Linked DNA regions of Homo sapiens: region 1 is linked to region 2. Evidence: chromatin contacts called from ENCODE Hi-C data. All regions are on one chromosome and are shown on one strand. Each heading gives the region's core, a stretch centred on a gene start or an enhancer-like site at or near the end of the contact. The rest is flanking DNA. Distances are from core to core; before and after follow the strand shown.

Evidence for each region. Hi-C counts contacts between places; a loop is a spot of excess contacts on that map. Pooled maps may share reads with other maps.
Region 1: a map of PC-3 shows a loop between it and region 2 (2.3-fold over the local background). The contact joins two enhancer-like sites. A Hi-C loop is called at or near these places in 6 of 168 maps with a recorded cell type or tissue (CD4-positive, alpha-beta T cell, CD4-positive, alpha-beta memory T cell, CD8-positive, alpha-beta T cell and 3 more), 1 of 37 single-sample maps with no recorded cell type and 11 of 50 pooled maps.

What each region holds. Positions count from the first base shown.
Region 1 is chr21:42,672,369-42,677,971 of GRCh38, reverse strand. The region is part of intron 1 of PDE9A (phosphodiesterase 9A); the gene reads right to left. Among named protein-coding and RNA genes, the nearest start is that of PDE9A, 22 kb to the right of the region's middle. Within about 2 kb of position 3,496, at least 8 of the 41 ENCODE cell types and tissues checked have a DNase peak (open chromatin) inside an H3K27ac peak, as active enhancers do.
Region 2 is chr21:42,809,505-42,814,882 of GRCh38, reverse strand. No RefSeq gene overlaps it. Among named protein-coding and RNA genes, the nearest start is that of LINC01668, 32 kb to the right of the region's middle. Within about 2 kb of position 2,147, at least 3 of the 41 ENCODE cell types and tissues checked have a DNase peak (open chromatin) inside an H3K27ac peak, as active enhancers do.

The DNA of each region.
Region 1 (5,603 bases), core at 2,247-4,746, 140 kb after region 2:
CTCCAATTCCTGGACAAACAAGATAACTAGGCTGGGCTCAGTGGCTCACGCCTGTGATCCTAGCTCTTTGGGAGACTGAGGTGGGTGGATCACCCAAGGTTAGGAGTTTGAGCCCAGCCTGGCCAGTGTGGCGAAATCCCATCTCTACTAAAAATACAAAAATTAGCTGGGCGTGGGGGCATGTGCCTGTAGTCCCAGCTCCTCAGGAGGCCGAGGCAGGAGAATCACTTGAACCCGGGATGTGGAGACTGCGGTGAGCCAAGATTGTGCCACTGCATTCCAGCCTGGGCAACAGAGCAAGACTCCATCTCAAGAAAAAAAAAAAAGATAACTGGATGGCAACTGAGGTTTGAGTTGAGCATGACAGGCTGGCGAATGAAAGACAGCAGCACCGTCACAAAAGAACAGTGTTGATGTGAAGCACTTAGGGGCTGGGTCGCGGGGACAGTTGGAGGTGCCTCCCTAAGACAGCGCCCTCTCTGCAAGGCTGGCTGCAGTCTTTTTCACCGGAGAGATGACCCCATAAAGCTGGTAAACCAGGATGGCATTAGTTTCCTCTCCAAATCCCTGAAAATGTCTGTGTTACCTTTCAAAATCATTAAAAAACATATCTATGTCAGGGAAGTCATGCTTTGAGGTTGGTTGTTGTAAAACATGCAATTATGTTCATTGTCTTGCTGTTATCGCTTACATCGGCTGACATTCTTTATTCAATTGCCTTAGCAACAATTTTTACAGAGCTTCTCTGAACTTGGAGTAACGAATCTGGAGCGAAATTTTCCTCATTATAATTATTCTACAATCTTTCCCTCCAAGTGGTTTTAAGTGGCTAGGGCTGAAGAAGAGAGCCCAGGCATGTACACAGCATGATGCTGAGCTCCTGCAGGAGAGAAGGGCAGCCTGTCTTTCCATCACACTACCCTTCCCCAGGAGGGAAGAGCGGGCTCTGCTCCTCCCCAAGGGCAGCTGGTTAATGAGGCCGGACGCTGGGCCCCGTGGAGCTCACTGCTGGTGCCCGCCCTGCTGTATTCACACAGCTACTGATCTCAGCCTCTCGAGCATCTTACATTTCACCCTGCCTCATATTTTTATTTACTCTTGTAACTTGATGATGATGCTTATTAATTATAAACGTCAAACTGACATCAGAAATCTCCCCAACCAAAATAAGGAGGACTGATTTCTAAGAGCAGCCACATTGGCCTCCAAGACATGGAAGGCAAATACTAGTGACAATCCCGTTGACAATTGTGAGAAGGTGACGCACTGCCCCACACTAGAGATGAGTCGGATGCCCTCCAACCCTCCAATGGGCGAGTGCTAAACTGGGGTCGGCCCACAACATGGAACACGGCTCAGCAAGGAAAAGGTGCACACAACCACTTGGATGGATCTCAAGGGAATGATGCCAGTTGGAAAAAGCCAGTCTCAAGAGGTTACATACTGTGTAATCCCATTTATATAATATTCTTGAAATGACGGAATTGAAGAGATAGAGAACAGATTCATGTTCACCAGGACGGGGTGCTGGAAATCGAGTTAGGCATGGGGTGTTGGAAATGGGTGCAGGTAGGGGATGTGGTTGGTTATAAGAGGCAGCCTTGCGGCGATGGAATGTTCTAGACTGTGACTGTGGTTGTGGATGTAAGAGTCTACACAGGCAAGAACATCGTGCAGAAGTAAGTGCACATGCTCAAGTGAGTACAAGTGCATGAGGCTGTTCTTGCATTGCTATAAAGAAATATCTGAGACTGGGTCATTTATAAAGCCAATTTCTAATTGGCTCACAGTTCTGCAGGCTGTATAAGCATGGCACCGACATCACTGGGCTTCTGGGGAGGCCTCAGGGAGCTTTCACTCAGGATGGAAGGTGAAACAGGAGCAGGCATATCACATGATGAAGGGAGGCGTGCACACCCGTGAGGGAGAGAGAGGAGATGCCTTCTACCTTCACACATAAACAACCAGATCTTGCAAGAATTCACTATCTCAAGGATAGCACCAAGGGGATGGCACTAAACCATTTGTGAGAAACCCACCCCACGATCCAGTCACCTCCCACCAGGCCCCACTCCAACACTGAGGATACCAATTCAACATGAGATTTGGCGGGGACAAATATCTAAACGACATCAGCAAGTACAACTGGAGAATCTGGATCAGATGGGGGCTTGTCTCGCTGTCAATACCCTGGTTGTAAGACTGGGCCATAATTTTGCACGACAGTCCCAGTAGGGGAGACTGGGTGGAGGGTACACAGATCTCTCCGTTGTCTTTCTTATGGCTGCATGGGACTCTCCTCTTATCTTCAGGAGAGTATCTGAGATGAAGTGGCGGCACTAACGCAGAGGCAGTGAGGCTGGCGCCGTTCGGGCCCGTGTATCCACACAGCGCTGTCGGAAAGCAGGTTGGCGGTATTTGTGCCCTTTGACTCACAGTCTCATTTCCAGGAATGGCTCTTAGGGACATAATGAAGATAAACATACTAATAAGAGCATTTATTAAGTGCCAGGCACCATTCTGGTGCTTTCCACGGACGATCTAATCTAATCTCCACTGCACCCCCGGATTTATACCCCAACCAATGCCCTGCGCTGCCCTGCTGCAAGCAAAGATGCACACTGAGCGTGTTCCTCTGGATTATTCACTGCAGAGAAATGGAATTAAGCTGAGTATCTCATAAACAATGAAGTGATTACATTTTAGTGAGCCTCCATGATGGAACTTTATAGAGGCATTAAAATCATGTTTTTGAAGACAATTTAATGCTATATTGGAAACCGCTGCTGATGTAATGCTGAGTGAAAATGATCAGGACACAAAATTATGTGAAAGAAAGCCAGACACACACTTACACGCACTTACACACTCCTAAACGCACACCTGTGTGAGAACGCCAGCAACTGTGGCACTTCGGTGTTAACAGCGGTTTTCTCTGGGTAGTGGGGGATGAGTTATTTTCTCCCTGATACTGTTCTGCATTTTTCAGAATTTCTGCACTGAATATGTAGGGTTTTTATAACCAATAAAAAAGTTCTCTAGCTCTGGAAGCTGAGCTTAGAAATTGATAACAGAACCAGCCTACGAGCATGCTGCACTGCGTTTACATAAAATTCTCATGGGAGAAAAAAGGTCTTTACCATTTTTATTTGGAAGAACACTCTTTGGCATTAAGCCAAGCAGCTGAGAAAATTAAACGCCAGTTAACCAGAGGACAGAAATCGGCATGTAAAGAGTGTGTGTCTGGGGGTAGGAGAGAGGCTGGTGGTAGGAGAGAGGAAGGTTCCTGGAGGAAATGGGGCAGTGGGAGGCAGCAGAGAGGACCTGGGGGAGGACGAACAGAATCCGGCATGGAGGACAAGGCGGGGCCCCTCCTGGGAAGGGAAGGGGAGAGGCCTCCCTGGTTCTGCACTGGCTACAGGCGCGTAGGCGGAGCCGTTTTACAAAGGCCAGGGGCTGGAGGGAGGGAGGGGAGGAGCAGCCCCCACCCTGTTCTTCCATCCTGAGAGTCACACGGAGTTCTGACAAGAAGCCTCATAGCCAGGCCTCACTCCCCAAGGGCCAGGACTCGGCAGAGTGTTAAAGAATTTCTCACGCCACTGTACCCCAGCCTGGGCCACAAATGGAGACCCTGTCTCAAAAAAAAAAAAAAAAAGAATGTCTAAAGCCTAAAGCTCCAGCACTTCCTACTGGCCCTCAGATCCATGCATCTCCTACACTGTGGAAGTGGATTTTCAGTGATGAGGAAGGGTGTCGTGTCTGGGGGCTCCAGGAGAGTCCAGTGAGCCTGGGCAGGGGTCCTGCTTGGGCCACTCAGACCACGCTAGCAGGGGGCCGGCCGGGACTTGCTCCTGGTCGCCTGTGTTACCTTGAGCAAGGTTTGGGGAGGGGGAATCTGTCAGCATGGATTCAGATTTCGTTTCTTCGTTTCTATATGTACATCTGCTCTAACTCTTTCAGACACTAATTGCAAAGCAACACACTCATTGTGTAATAACCTAAATATCGACACGTTCAAGGACGACGCATTCTCTTTGGGGTCAGGTCCACTCAGTGTCTGTGAGGCCGTTCATGGCCACTGCCGTGAGACCTGAATGTTTTGCAGATGTCCTGCAGGCCAGCGAGTCGCAGGGCAGCGTCGCCCAGGCATCCAGGCTGGCCCATGTCTGCAAAGCGGTGCAGGCAGGACCCTCCTCACACAGCGAGGAGGGCGGTTCTGGATTTGGGGGGCCACCGTGACAAACTGAAGCAAAGTGATGCAGACACTAATGTGAGCCTATAGCTGCCACCTCGAACCCCCAAATCCAAATGCGGAACTCACACAAGAACCCTCTTGTTCCCATTAATTCTCTCCTTGGTGCCACAAATGCAAATTTATGAAATAATGGAAACTATTATGATTTGCCCAACTGTTTATATATGCTTCATATGTTAGGACGGTATCACAATTCTGTGAGGAAAAGGGTTCAGTTGCTAAAATTGTGCAAAGGGCCGCACTAGACTCATAGACCATCAGGGTGGAGGAGGCTGTGGGCCTGGAAGTGAGAACAGTCAATCAGCGGACTGACCTCTGCTACCGAATGCTCCTAGCTGGCTCTGTTCCACCTGGGCAGGCCTGGGCTTGGCTGGGTCCGTGCCATTCGGCTGTCTCTTACCTCTAGGATCGCCCTGGTCAGTTGTTGATGTTGTACACTGCTCTAGGTGCAAGAAAGGCAGAGGAGTAGGAAGAGAGGAGGTGGAGATGTGAGTTCAGTTCCAGTCCCTCCTCCTACCAGCTTGACCCAGGGAAGATTTCTTAACTTTTCTGAGGCTCTGATTCTTCGGCTGCAAAGCGAGACAAATCCTACCTCGCCCACAGGAATGTTAGGAGGATTCGTCATGCAGATAGAGGGCCCGCTACACATTACTTACTCCGTTGAGTGGCAGCCGTGATTACAGGAGGGGACCCTTGAAACTCATGGATCCTCCTCCTCCTTTTTCCTTCAAAGGCTGTTTCGCAAGCAAGTAGCACCAAGGCACATGGCCTTAACTTCAACATGTCAGCATTTCTGGGTGTTTCAATAGAGTATGGGACAAAAGCCTGTCTTAACTCGGGGATGCCACCGCACAGCAGGCTCTGATTGCTCTCACTGACCTACGGAGCCCCGCATTGATTAGCAGCCACATCCAACTGTGTCCACAGTGCGACAGAAGCTGGAGGCCACATCAACACAAACACATATGCGTTAATAAGATCAACCGCGTCGGATGAACAAGAAACCAAACTCGACGGGTTAAATGATCCATTTGACCTCACTGTGGTTTAGGCCAGTTTTCTCTTTTTCTAAACACGGCAGGGCATCTGTCTTTGCAGGCAGGCCCCAGGTGGGTTCCTCCACACCCCAGCACTGAGCTGGACCTGCCCTTTGGCATGCGTTCAGGGGGTGCTGGTGCCCAAGCTTGCTCCTGTGTGAACCAGGGTGAGCAAATTCTGCGTTCTGTGGTTTTATGTTGTGTGACTAATGATGCCCATGCCACAACCACAACCACCAATGGGGACTGAGACCACACTCGGGCTAGAACCAGAGCCAAACGCCCTAAAAGCCCAGTGACTCTGGGTCCTG
Region 2 (5,378 bases), core at 898-3,397:
AAGGGTATAAAAGGCATACGAAGCTATATCTTATGATCAAGATTAAAATTTTATAGATTGTTTATAAAATTTTGAACAACAAATTTAATTAGATTCATGCTGTTTTTATTAGGGATTATTGTTTGGAAAATTAAGTCTCCTCTCTCAAAGAATAAAGGTTTTCACCTTTTTCCTGAAATCCTTGTTATCACTTTGGTTAAGTGAATGACTTATTTTATTTTTATTGAAATGGAGTCTTGCTCTGTTGCCCAGGCTGGAGTGCAGTGGTGCAATCTCAGCTTACCGCAACCTCCAACTTATGGGTTCAAGCAATTCTCCTGCCTCAACCTCCGAGTAGCTGGGACTACAGGTGTCCACCACCACACCAAGCTACTTTCTGTATTTTTGGTAGAGATGGGGTTTCGCCGTGTTGGCCAGGCTGGTCTTGAACTCCTGACCTTGGGTGATCTGCCCACTTCAGCCTCCCAAAGTGCTGGGATTACAGGCATGAGCTACCATGCCCAGCATGAATGACTTACAATGACCTGGGATCCTACTTTGTGATATCAAGTGTCTTAAACCTTTCATATTTGACAAACTTTCCAAAATCAAATGATAAATTATGTCTTTTTCTGACCTAATTAATCCTTTAAGATATTAGGTTCCCTAAAGTCCAAACAATGACATAATTTGGTTTATTTAGTACAAAAAGTATACAGGAAGCATTGTCAAATATGAAATGGTGTTGGGTTTTCTTTGGGCTGTATTTGTATAAATACGTTATTGGTATGTATTCCAAAATTTTGGGAAACTCCTATAATTCTGATATAACTTAGTGTACATTATCAGAAATAATCATAATTGTTATGTTAAAATTATTGTGTGCCATAGAGGTAACAAGTTTCCTTGTCAATTGTGTCTTTGACTATGGCTGTCCTAAAATTTTTTGTCATTCATGAACAATTGTCTTATTTTGGTCCTATTAAAATGATGGTTTTATAATCAGCTATAAAACTCTAACAGGTGCTCTTCAATGCAGGTTTCTGATAACTTTGGAGATTGTGACATCAGAATAGAGGAAAAGCTTTCAGGACTCATAGAGAGCTAAAATGTTCATGAGTATCAAGCAGAACAGGAATTACCTGTATGGACTGAACTAATCTTTTTGACTTTTTGCTTAAAATGTTTGCTGATCCTTTGTTTTGTTTTTCAGAGTCTTAAGACTTTTCTTTTAAACTATTGACAGCTTTTAACAATTTAGTATACTTTTAACAATTTGGTATACTCATTACAGAAAATAATGTTTTTAAATTGTTTTCCTTCTTTTTTTCAATTTTTTTTCTAATTTGGAATCACTGAAAACTAAGCTGTTTTTTCTTAAAGCCCTGTGAACTGAAACCAGATAACTTAAACTTCAGAAGAAAGTAACAGCAACATATTTACATACATAAGCCACTTTCATACCTGCCTACTGATGTATAGACTTCAGAGTAATGTGGCCTATATGAATTTTTCAGGATTGTTCTTTTGTTTGTTGTTGTTTTTCTCCCTTCCTCCCCCTATTTTCTCTTCACAGGACATGAGACTTCATAACATGCTGAAAAGGAGCTTTTGGGACCTGCCCATCTAGGAATAAACTGTCCTAGCCATAAGAAATCACATAAAACCTAAGATCAGAGATCCATTTTCTTCTAAACTGCTTTCTCCAAAAGATTTTAAAGACGAAAAGGGGGGAAATGTGAAAGGAAAATATCTTGGGCCCCTAAAATCCCTAAAAACTAGAAGGAAAATTCAAGCTGGAAACTGCTCAGTGCAAACCTACCTTTCATTGTATTCAAAGTCACCCCTCTGCTCACTGAGATAGATGCATATCTGATTGTCTCCTTTGGAAAGGCTTATCAGAAACTCAAAATAATGCAACCATTTGTCTCTCACCTACCTGTGACATGGAAGTCTTTTAAATGCTTGCTCCCGGTGCCATAAAGAAATAGCACTTGGACATAATTTAATTTATTTAGTAAGGCCATTTTTACTTCCTGTAGAAAAGGTACACTCACCAGCAGTTTTGCCATGAGAGTACACCGAACAAAGGAGACAGGGTCATTTATAACCTGACGCATCCACCCTACTGTTGTGTCTGGTTTCCATTGGCTGGAACAGGACCTCACATTCTGTATTTGTCCCGACTGGCTAGCACCTTAGAACTTTTTTAAAGAGGCAAAGGCAGAGGAGAACAAAGGAAGGAGGAAGTAACTTGTGGAATGCTGAGAAAGGTAAAAAAAACTTTTAAATAAGGAAGAGGAACAGGCTATGACCTAATGCTTGCTTGGACCAGTATAAGCATGCCAGGGCAAATATTTAGGAGCATAGGTCTTTGAATAAATTTTGCTTCTAAGAGAAGTTACTATTTATTCCTAGTTACATGGGGAGGAAAGTCTTTGAAGAGGAACCTCTACTTTTACTTTTTACAGAAGCCTTTGCCTTTCTGGATGGAACCAGTGTACTTCTTACACATATTGATTAATGTCTTACGTCTCCCTAAAATGTATAAAACCAAGCTGTGCCCTGACCACCTTGGGCACATGTCATCAGGACTTCCTGAGGCTGTGTCACAGGCGTGTGCCCTTAACTTTGGCAAATAAATTTCCTAAAATGAGATTTGTCTCGTCATTTTTCTCTATTGACGACTATACACCTGAATGTAGGGTCAGCTGAGAGAAAGGACAAGCCAGAGAGACCCAAGTTCAGTCAAGCCTTGATTAACCTGCCGGCTGCTCCATTACAGACAGAGGAGGCAGCCCTGAGCTTGCAAAATGAGGGGTTTATATGGGGGATAGAGACCCTGGGGTCGTTTGTTGGTTAACTTTGCCATATATCACCTTATGACGTTTATGGTAGCAGCTAGATGAAGGAACTTACAGGAGGGTGTAGGTAAAGTTTGTTTATGCTTCCCAGGACCTCCCACTGTGGGGTACGGATGGTTTGTAATTGGGGTTTGTTTATCGTAGCAAGGCCTGATAGGTAAAGTCTGCTGGCTTCACCACGGTGCCTAGATAAGGGCTTAAAAATGTAAAAAGCTTTCAGGGAGGGGTGGGCAGCACGGAGGGGTCTGGGGGGAATGTTGGCAGTACCAAGAGGCTTTTTGGGGTAGTTTGTCCCTAAAACTAAAAATAGTTAAAATCATAAAATTTATGTTATACAGTATATATTTTACCACACATAGACACATTTTTATGCAAGACCAAACACCTGACCCATGGATGACCATACCAAGAGGGAGTGTGGTCAGTACAGAGGCAGTCCTGGAGGTGGGCATCATCTGATCTAGAATAAAACAATGGCCAGGTGCGGTGGCTCACACCTGTAGTCCCAGCACTTTGGAAAGCTGAGGAGGGTGGATCGCTTGAGCCCAGGAGTTCAAGACCAGCCTGGGCAACACAGTGAGACCCCATCTCTACAAAAAATACAAAAATTAGCCGGGCTTGGTGGCATGCACCTGTCATCCCAGCTACTCAGGATGCTGAGGGGAGAATCACCTGAGCCCTGGAGGTGGAGGCTGCAGCAAGCCAAGATAGCACCACTGCACTCCAGCCTAGGTGACAGAGACTGTCTCAAAAAAAAAAAAAAAAATTAAAAAAAACCCTCAAAAACCAAACATTTCCCTCCCACTGTGTGAGGACAGTAAAAGCTGACTTTTCCGTGGATGCCCTATGTCTGCATAGGGCGCTATGCCCTACCCCTGCATGGGTGCACATTCATGATTTCATTTAATCTTCACAACAAGGTGGTGATGTGACTCTTACCCCTTTTAATGAAGGCAGCTGAGGCCCAGGAGGTTAAGCAAATAATGCATTTTTTTTTTAATTGAGTCAGAGTCTCGCTCTGTCACCCAGGCTGGAATGCAATGGCATGATCCTGGCTCACTGCAACCTCCAACGCCTGGGTTCAAGTGATTCTCATGCCTCAGCCTCCCAAGTAGTTGGGACTACAGGTGCACGCCACCATGCCTGGCTAATGTTTTTTTTTTTTGTATTTTTAGTAGATATGGGGATTCTCTATGTTGGCCAGGCTGGTCTCGAACTCCTGACCTCAGGTGATCTGCCCGCCTCAGCCTCCCAAAGTGCTGGGATTACAAGCGTGAGCCACTGTGCCCAGCCAAAGAATAGATTTTGAATGTAAACCCAGCTATCTGGCTGTAGAGGCAGAGTCTAGAGTCCCTGCTGGCCCAAGGGAGATCACCAGGGCGGCAGGCCCCTGTGCGGGAAAGCCCGAAGCTAGGGCCTGGGAGCCTCCTTTGCAGCCTCCACCCAAGTGTTTCCTCCTCACCCCTGGCGGTCCCTTCCCGCTCCAGTCAGCAGTTCCCAAACAGAATCACCCAGGGTTCCACCCTTGCAAAATATCTGCTTTCTTCTGCATCAAAACCCTTTCTTGTCAGTTGCAATTAGAAATGATTAGAGGAGCTAATTCCCATTAAATTGTCAATGACTCATCTATTCATCCATGCTTGCTTTTTGTTTTTTAGAAAGCTTCCAACCCAATATTTTTCTATTCTTCCTTTGAAGTATTCTTGCTCCGATTGAATCAAAGCAGGACCGGCACCACCTCCCTTTCCCTCCCTGGGGTTTCCCATTTCCCAGTCTCCCAGGAGGGTTCGGAGGCACTCTCCATCCTTTTATCAACTGGCGGTCACCGCCTTGCATTTTAATAATGGACAGTTCCCTAATGGAGAAAAGTGAATCTCTGGTGGAGGAATGACAATTTTGTTTTTCCTGTGGGGAGAGGCAGGAGGACACTGTCACTATGTGTGTCCTCTGCAAGGGGGACTGACAGCTCGCTCAGGGGAGGGCAACTACTGCGCACAGCTGCTTCCCCAGGACGTCGCAGCTCCAGAGCAAGAGAAGTGAGGAGCAAATCTCAGTGCAAACGGAAAGAAAGCATCTCCTGATCCACTGCTAGCAGCAGGGGAAATGGAGAACCCCAGGGAAGGAAAGACAGTGGAATGTGTGCATGTGTATGTGTGCTTGTGCGTGTGTGCATGTGAGTGTGCGTGCGTGCCTGTGCGTGTGCGAGTGTGTGCCTGTGTGTGTGCATGTATGTGCCTGTGCATGTGTACCTGTGCATGTGTGTATGTACATGTGTGTGAGTGCCTGTGCATGTGTGTATGTGCCTGGGCATGCATGTACCTGTGATGAGTATGTACGTGTGTGTGCGTGCCTGTGTGTGCCTGTAGGTGTGCATGTGTGTGCCTATGCGTGCATGTGCATGTGTGTGTGTGCTTGCAGCATTTGGGTCCTTCACATAATGGTTGCTCTCATATCCTGAGAACTTTTGATGCATTGGATTAAAAGCTGCCCACCCTGGAGAGCTGTGAAAGGCTTTTTAAGGCCCTTATTCTTCCC